2 separate regions of the Homo sapiens genome follow, and region 1 is linked to region 2. A link is a contact called in ENCODE Hi-C or POLR2A ChIA-PET data. All regions are on one chromosome and are shown on one strand. The core of a region is the stretch at or near the end of the contact, and the rest is flanking DNA. Distances in the headings are between cores, read along the strand shown.

What was found. Hi-C counts contacts between places; a loop is a spot of excess contacts on that map. ChIA-PET counts read pairs that join two places held with the same protein, here RNA polymerase II (POLR2A). Pooled maps may share reads with other maps.
Region 1: a loop to region 2 is called in a map with no recorded cell type, with 2.7 times the contacts of the local background. The contact joins the enhancer-like site here to the promoter of EXOSC6 in region 2. A Hi-C loop is called at or near these places in 5 of 37 single-sample maps with no recorded cell type and 8 of 50 pooled maps. POLR2A ChIA-PET finds 5 or more read pairs at or near these places in 1 of 52 experiments (MCF 10A).

What each region holds. Positions count from the first base shown.
Region 1 is chr16:70,658,437-70,662,333 of GRCh38, forward strand. It overlaps IL34 (interleukin 34), which reads left to right. Exons shown (of 6, transcript NM_001393494.1): 5 at 1,182-1,317; 6 at 1,561-2,246. The coding sequence ends at 1,751. It overlaps MTSS2 (MTSS I-BAR domain containing 2), which reads right to left. Exons shown (of 15, transcript NM_138383.3): 15 at 2,768-3,897. Among named protein-coding and RNA genes, the nearest start is that of IL34, 14 kb to the left of the region's middle. Within about 2 kb of position 2,300, at least 2 of the 41 ENCODE cell types and tissues checked have a DNase peak (open chromatin) inside an H3K27ac peak, as active enhancers do.
Region 2 is chr16:70,250,436-70,254,349 of GRCh38, forward strand. It overlaps EXOSC6 (exosome component 6), which reads right to left and starts at 1,505. Exons shown (of 1, transcript NM_058219.3): 1 at 1-1,505. The coding sequence starts at 1,465. The coding sequence ends at 647. AARS1 (alanyl-tRNA synthetase 1) reads right to left here. Exons shown (of 21, transcript NM_001605.3): 18 at 3,484-3,603; 19 at 3,279-3,365; 20 at 2,833-2,946; 21 at 1,863-2,471. The coding sequence ends at 2,286. RefSeq lists silencers at 712-1,031, 1,162-1,251 and enhancers at 1,632-1,681, 1,722-1,911, 2,546-3,046.

The sequences.
Region 1 (3,897 bases), core at 1,050-3,549, 410 kb after region 2:
CCTGGGATTACAGGACTGGGATTACATCCTGCCTGGCCTCTGTGGTGGCTTTTTTTGTTTTTTTGAGGCGGAGTCTCACTGTGTCGCCCAGGTGCATTGCAGTGGGGCAATCTTGGCTCACTGCAACCTCCGTCTCCCAGGTTCAAGCAATTCTCCTGCCTCAGCCTCCCAAGTAGCTGGGATTATAGATGCCTGCCACCACACCTGTATTTTTAGTAGAGACGGGGTTCTGCCATGTTGGTTAGGCTGGTCTTGAACTCCTGGCCTCAAGTGATATGCCTCCCTCAGCCTCCCAAAGTGCTGGGATTACAGGTTGAACCACCATTCCTGGCCGTCTCAGTCTTTTCATGGCCTTCTGCCCTGTTTCCATGTCTGTCACCTTTCTCTTACAAGGACATCAGGCATTGGATTTAGGGCCTACCTGAAATCCAGGATGATGTCCTTCTAAGATCCTGAACTTAATTACCTCTGCAAAGAACCTATTTCCAAATAGGGTCACATTCACGGGTACCAAGGGGTAGGACCAAGACAGCTTTTTGGGGGAGGAGAGGGACAATTTGGCCCAGGACATGTTGCCTTGTTGTCACCCCCTTCCAGAAGATCACCCCCCACGTTTCCCATGATGCTTTCTACAGTGGCCCTGACCTCCTGTTCAGGGACTTGATTCCCTTGGTGCCACGGTGCACCCCACATGACCCTGTTGTTGCATATCGTGGAGAGAAAGCACCCCAGCTTGAAGCTGGACACCCTGCCCTGTGTATGTGACTTAAGCCTCAGTGTCTCTGTGAGGACCTTCTCTTGTTCCTTGGAGTTGATGGAGATGTCTGCTTCTTGAGGGACAGTTTTCCCCAGGTCAGGGGGTCCTCACGCAGTGGTGGGTGGCCGTGCCTGGGTGCAGTTTGCCCCACTTTCCTCACTGTCCTGGTCTACGCCCTTTACTCATTTTTCAAGGATGGAAAAGCGAAGCCTCTGAGTTGTACATGGGTGAGTGGTGGCATCTGGGACCCTCCCCATGCCCACAGGAAGAAGATGGTGAGAAATAGCTATCCAGGCTCATGGTCACAGGAAGTCTGGTCCTTCTTCCGGGGTTTGGGCAGCTCCAGGTGACTGGACAGCCCTCACGGCTCTCCTGGGGTGCGGCCCCATCTCGCCACCGCTCCTGACTGTTTCCTCCTTTCCAGGATGTGGAGGTCAGCCCCAAGGTGGAATCCGTGTTGTCCCTCTTGAATGCCCCAGGGCCAAACCTGAAGCTGGTGCGGCCCAAAGCCCTGCTGGACAACTGCTTCCGGGTCATGGAGCTGCTGTACTGCTCCTGCTGTAAGGAGCTCTCAGGGGATGGCGCCTGGGGGTGGGAGGCCAGGCATCTGGGCCCACCCAGGCCAGCTGGCAGAGCTGGCGTCCTCCCGGGCATATCCTCTGCTCCCCGGGGCTACAAGCCATTTCTGGAAGCCAGGATGGGCCCTGGGTAGAGTGGGGGACAAGCACATGCGGCTTGGCTTAGTGGGGAGGGTGGTCTTGAACACTGCTGCAGTCTTTTTTTTTTTCCCCTATCTCTTGCAGGTAAACAAAGCTCCGTCCTAAACTGGCAGGACTGTGAGGTGCCAAGTCCTCAGTCTTGCAGCCCAGAGCCCTCATTGCAGTATGCGGCCACCCAGCTGTACCCTCCGCCCCCGTGGTCCCCCAGCTCCCCGCCTCACTCCACGGGCTCGGTGAGGCCGGTCAGGGCACAGGGCGAGGGCCTCTTGCCCTGAGCACCCTGGATGGTGACTGCGGATAGGGGCAGCCAGACCAGCTCCCACAGGAGTTCAACTGGGTCTGAGACTTCAAGGGGTGGTGGTGGGAGCCCCCCTTGGGAGAGGACCCCTGGGAAGGGTGTTTTTCCTTTGAGGGGGATTCTGTGCCACAGCAGGGCTCAGCTTCCTGCCTTCCATAGCTGTCATGGCCTCACCTGGAGCGGAGGGGACCTGGGGACCTGAAGGTGGATGGGGACACAGCTCCTGGCTTCTCCTGGTGCTGCCCTCACTGTCCCCCCGCCTAAAGGGGGTACTGAGCCTCCTGTGGCCCGCAGCAGTGAGGGCACAGCTGTGGGTTGCAGGGGAGACAGCCAGCACGGCGTGGCCATTCTATGACCCCCCAGCCTGGCAGACTGGGGAGCTGGGGGCAGAGGGCGGTGCCAAGTGCCACATCTTGCCATAGTGGATGCTCTTCCAGTTTCTTTTTTCTATTAAACACCCCACTTCCTTTGGTTTGCTTTGCTTTGCATCTTCAGGGGTGAACCTGGCGGGGATGGGAGGTGGCCAAGTGCAGGAAGTGGAGGGGGGCAGGGCTGAGGATGCGGATTTGGAGTGGATGGAGCCTGCCCAAGGGATGTGGAATGAGAGGGATGCCAGGGATGGAGTTCCGGCCCAGCCCAGCCCAGCCCAGCCCAGCCCAGCCCAGCCCAGCCCAGCCCAGGGGCCTCTGCAAGCCTGGGTTGGGGGAGGCGGTGTTGGGCTGATACCTTGGCTTTGACCCTTGCCATCCTCCCTCCCTCCCTCCCTCTCTCCCTCCCTCCCTCTCTCCCTCCCTCCCTCCATCTGGCTGCCCCCAGGCAGCCCCTAGCAGGGACACATATGGGACATTTCAGAGACCCAGGTCTGGCCCTGGCACCTACATTGAGATCTGAGATCCTCTGGGAACCCCCAGCCTGTCCCCCTGCAGCTGGGATCTGGGGTGGGAAAGGTGAGGTGTGGGGATGGGGTAGGAAGCAGCCAGGCAGAGGCAGGGGTGTTAATTACAGTACACCTTTATTAATACTGGAATCTTCACAGTGCATCTGTTACTTGTAGCAGTGACTATATTTAAATCGGGGAGGATGGTGTGGAGGGGGCGGGGAGGAGAGGAGAATTTTTCCAAAATCTGACGGAAAGAAAAGAAACAAATGGTTCAGATGGGACGGAGGGTGGGGGAGGGGGGGAGGGTGAGTAGGAACCAGGAGGGCTGCCTGGGGTGGGGGAATAAATTAAAAAAAGGAACGAGTTAACAACAGCACCAGGAAAGTTACTTCAGTCAAAAGACGCTTTTGAAAAGAATATTTCTCCGTACAAAATGAGAAATTAAACGAACGTAAAGTCCCCCAAACCAAAGTTTGTGATGTGGGATGGTTGGCTCGGATCCCGAGGTGGGTGGGCCTATGAGGTGGTTGCTAAGTCGACGCAAGGGCGGCGGGGGTGGTCTCAGGGATGGACAAGGGGATGGAGTAGAGTATGTACAGCCCCCGGGGCTCACAGGGGAGGGGGACGGCGGAGTCGGTGGGGGCTGTGCCACACGAGCCCCCCTCTCTGGGTAGCCCCTGCCTCCTTTCCCATCAGGACCTCTGACGCCCAGGTCTGCCCACCCACTGCCCCTCACTCTATTCCCACCACATCCTGAATCCTGCTCCACCGCCCTGCCTCGGAAGACCCCTGCAGCCCTGGGGAGAATGTGTGGCGGAAATTCTACCCAAGACTCCCCAAATAATTGGTCACCTGCTCTCCTGGCCCCTAAAACCGGGGCTCTGGTGTTGGCCTGAGCTCCACGGGCTGAGTGCTCGGCCAGGCAGTTGTTGAACCTAGTGACTTACTTACAGGGACCATTCTTCATCAGCTCCCTCTGATGGGACTCTGTCCACATCAGGGCCTGCTTGGTGCCCGGACCTACCCAGGAGCTGCCCAGCTCACCGCACAAGAACTCCCAGGAGCTCAAGCCTGGGAGGCTCAGACCCAGCTCCATTCTATCAATCAATCAATCAATCATCAAGACCAAGGTGCTCCTGACCCCCAGGTAGGACCCTGCCCTGGGGCCACGATGCCCTCTGAGCCCTGCTTTCCCTCCTGACCTGCGGGGCCACCAGGACTCCCTCCGCTCGCCCTAGGCTCA
Region 2 (3,914 bases), core at 255-2,754:
AGGCGGGTGGATCACCTGAGGTCAGGCATTCGAGAACAGCCTGGCCCACATGGCGAAACCCCATCTCTACTAAAAATACAAAAATTAGCCCGGTATGGAGGCATGTGCCTGTAATCCCAGCTACTTGGGAGGCTGAGGCAGGAGAATGGATTGAACCCAGGAGGCAGAGGTTGCAGTGAGCCAAGATTGCACCATTGCACTCCAGCCTGGGCAACAGAACAAGACTCCATCAAAAAAAAAAAAAAAAAAAAAAGAAAGAAAGAAGAAAAGAAAATTAGCCAGGTGTGGTTGCATGCACCTGTAGTCCCAGCACTTTGGGAGGCCAAGGCAGGAGGATCAATCAAGGCTAGGAGTTTGAGACTGCAGAAAGAAACCCTGTCTCTAAAAAAAAGGTCCAGGTAATTTCAGGGTCCAGCTCCACCACAAGCGCAGCTCCAGGGGCTGTTGAGTTTTGCCTTTATCATTCCAAGTAGTCCCTGCTCCAGACCAAGTCCCACCATCTGGCAGTCAGGTCAGTCCAACCACAGTCATATCAGGGCCCTTCCAGGAATTCTCGACGCAAACTGGAGGCCGATGGCGCGGGTCTTTTCGTGGACGGCGGCAGCACGGTCCTCGGCTTGCGTCCGTAGTTGCTCAGGCTTCTGGTTCAGGGCTGGGCGGCGGCGCCCCTGCGGCGGGCGGCCCGCACCAGGCTCTGCTGCAGCACGGGGTAGAGGCGCTGGCAGCCCTCGAGGCCCAGGCGTACGGCCTCCGCCCAGCTCTCTGTCAGGCCGCCCTCGCCGCTGCCCAGCAGCCCGGCCACCTGATTCAGCACAGGCATGAGCGCCACGGTGAGGCCGGCGGCGGCGCGCTCTTCCTCGAGCCGCGTGGGGTCCAGGAGCCAGGTGGGCGCGGGCCCCGGCGCGAGGCTGAGGCCGCAGCCCACCACCAGGTCGTACATCTCCACGCCCGCGTCGGCCAGGGCGAGCGCGGCGGCGGTGAGCGCGGCGGCCAGGGCCGAGCCACCGTCCTCCAGCAGCAGCGCCGACACCTCGAGCTGCGCGCGCGGGTAGCGGCCCAGGCGCACAGCCGGCTCCAGCGCCTCCTGCAGCGCCAGCGCCAGCTCACGCTCCTCGCAGCCGCCCGGGGGAGCGCGGCGCCGGCGGCCCGCGAAGGGTGCGCGGCGGAAGTCGCAGAGCAGGCGACCGCGCAGCGCGGCCGGGGCCTCGCCGCCTGCTCCGGCCGGGCCGCCGCCGCGCTCGCCGCCCTCGGCCTGTCGCGGGCCCGACACGGCACACAGCACCTTGGTGCCTCCCGCCTCCAGGTAGGCCGAGCCCTTGGCCTGGCTCAGCAGCCCGGCGCGCGCGTACACGGGCCGTAGCCGCGTTGGGTCGCGGGTGCCGGGCGCCTCCTCCTCGTCGGCCGCGTACAGCTGCGGCGGCTGCGATTCTTCAGGGCCGCGGATGCGGCGGTGATCCCCAGGCATGGCGGTTCTTGGCGTGCGAACCCCTTCCGCCCAACGCCCTGCCGCATCCACTGGTTCTTCCGTTGTTTAAAGACGCGCGGCTGCGCATGGGCTGTCGAGAGAGCGGCGGGAGGCACTACAGCGCCCCTGGAGGCCCGGAGGGAGAACGGCCCGGTCCCAGTTGTGCAGGGTAGCCGGATCCATCCATCTTGCTGGAAGGGAGGGGGGAGAGCAGCTCCAAGAAAGGCTTCTCTGCTTCCAACTACCTCCACCCCTCATCTACTGAATTATGAACGCCTTGCTCCAAGTCACCCCACCTATTTGGCCTCCACCTCCACAGACGTTTGAGGCAGCCCTAGGGGCTGTTCCCAAAATTTTGGGTTCTGGGGCTGGACTAGGTGAACACCACAGCAGCCAGCAGGAGCCACAGCATTTATTCTACAGACGCCAAAGGCTGTCAAAAGAGCCAGCCCCTATTGGGAAGAGGGATAGAGATCATGCGGCATTAAGTATTGCACGTGGTCCTTTTATTCTCTGCAGCAAAAACGATTCCTACTTGCTGACGCGGAAAGCTCAGGTCTGGAGAGCCGTTATCTATAGATGCGAGCGTGACGATCAACAGCAATGCGGGGTTAGTGGTTCTAGACCGATGGCACTGACGTGGAGGGCTCAGGGCAGAAATTTAAGGGGCACTGAGACATAGGACTGCTCCCAAGTGTGTTCCAGTTACTGCTGGGTTAGGAGGGGCTCTTTAAAGGTCCCAAGATTCAAATGTTCTTGTAGCAGATGAAGAGCTCTTGGCTGGACGGATGGATCCAGTGGGAGCCTCCTCCTTCCCCACTCAGTTCTTTACATCCCCGAGGCGCAGCTGGGCGAAGGAAGTGGCCAGCTGCAGCGCCTCCTGCAGGCAGCCAACGTTCTTGCCTGTGGCCTGTGCAGACACATCCTTGCCACCACCTTTACCGTCCATCAAGCCTGACACCTGCTGCACCCACTCGCTGGCTTTTAAGCCCCGATTGGCTGCATTCTAGAAGACAGGAAGGGAAGGGGGAGTCAGCACAGAAGATGGGATTGAGGGAGGAATGCAGGGAAAGAAAGGATGGAGGAGCCATCACCCACTCCTTGCCCTGGGTGATACTGCTGGAGGCCGAGACAGACTTTACGGCTGGTACAGGGGGCGGCCATGGCCACTGCCAGGACAGGACAGAGTGGCAAAGCCAGGTATCAACCAGATGTCTTCACCAATAAGAAGGCCTGGGTAAGGGGTACTGGCAAAGGTAACCAACCGGTGGGCAGAAAGGCTGTTTCGAATGCAGGCTGTACACACACAGGCCTCAGCCAACAACCTTAAGACCTAACACTTCCCACTGGTGCGAGGTGGTGCTGACCTGGGGAACTTGACACAGGCACGTGATCTTGCCAGCCTCATTGTCCACCGTGAAGAGCATGGCAGAAGTCTGAGGGGAGTGCATCTTGAAGAGCTTCAAGGCTTCATTCAGGGCCTGTGGGGAGGACCTGGCTCAGGCCACGGTGCTGGAGCAGGGACCCTCACTAGTGTGAGCATTTGCAGCCCTCAGAAGGCCTGCCACCCACCCCTACCCCTTCCCAGAGCAGGGGCTGTGCCCAGGGCCTGTGGGGAGGACCCCAGCGCCGGGCCCTGCCCCTACCCTGGCCCAGGTATGCCTCCCACATGCAGGGAGCTGCTGCTCCTCCCAATCTCAATCCCAGACCGTGGGCCCTTAGGCAACCACTTCGCTCAGAGCCACAGAGGCCACATGTCAGCCACCAGAGAGCTGATGAGCCCTAGGGGAGGGGACCCTGGCCCCTGGGTTGCCTTGGCTGAGGCGCCGCTCTCCATCTCCAGGATGACAAGAGGCTGGTTGGGGTTGCTGTCGATGAACTGCTTCGTCTTCTCTAACACCTGCAAGAAAAAAGTCCAGAACAGCAGCTCAGACCAAAAGCCCAGGCCCCGAACCCCTGGCTGTTCTGCCAGCCTTTGCCTAGGAAACACTCTGGCCACTGGTGCTGCCAGGACTCACTCGTTTCTGGACATCGGCTTTGCTGGCTCGGTCCAAGTCATCCATGACCTTCTTTAGGGATTTGAGAGTCTCCCGCAATTCATCCTTCTGCCACTGGGGGATGACTGCAGTGGCCAGGGCCTGGAACCAATAGACGACCATCTCAATCTGGGCCACAACTTGCTGGGATGTCAGGGTCCAGCCCACCCCACCCGAACCCAAGTCCTCCCTGACTAGTGTCCTGGAAAGGAAAGCAAGGAAAGCTTTGAGACCAGTCCCTTTAGGAGCAGCTGTGGCAGGTGAAACAAGCAGGGCTAGAGAGAAAGGAGCAGCAGAAAGCTGGGCTCCCAAATCAGGCCCGGTCCTTACCAGGCTGGGAACAGCCTGTGATAAGCTTCCTGGCAGCTTGAAATGCAAATAAATACCAGGCAGGCTTGGAAGCAGGGGCCAGC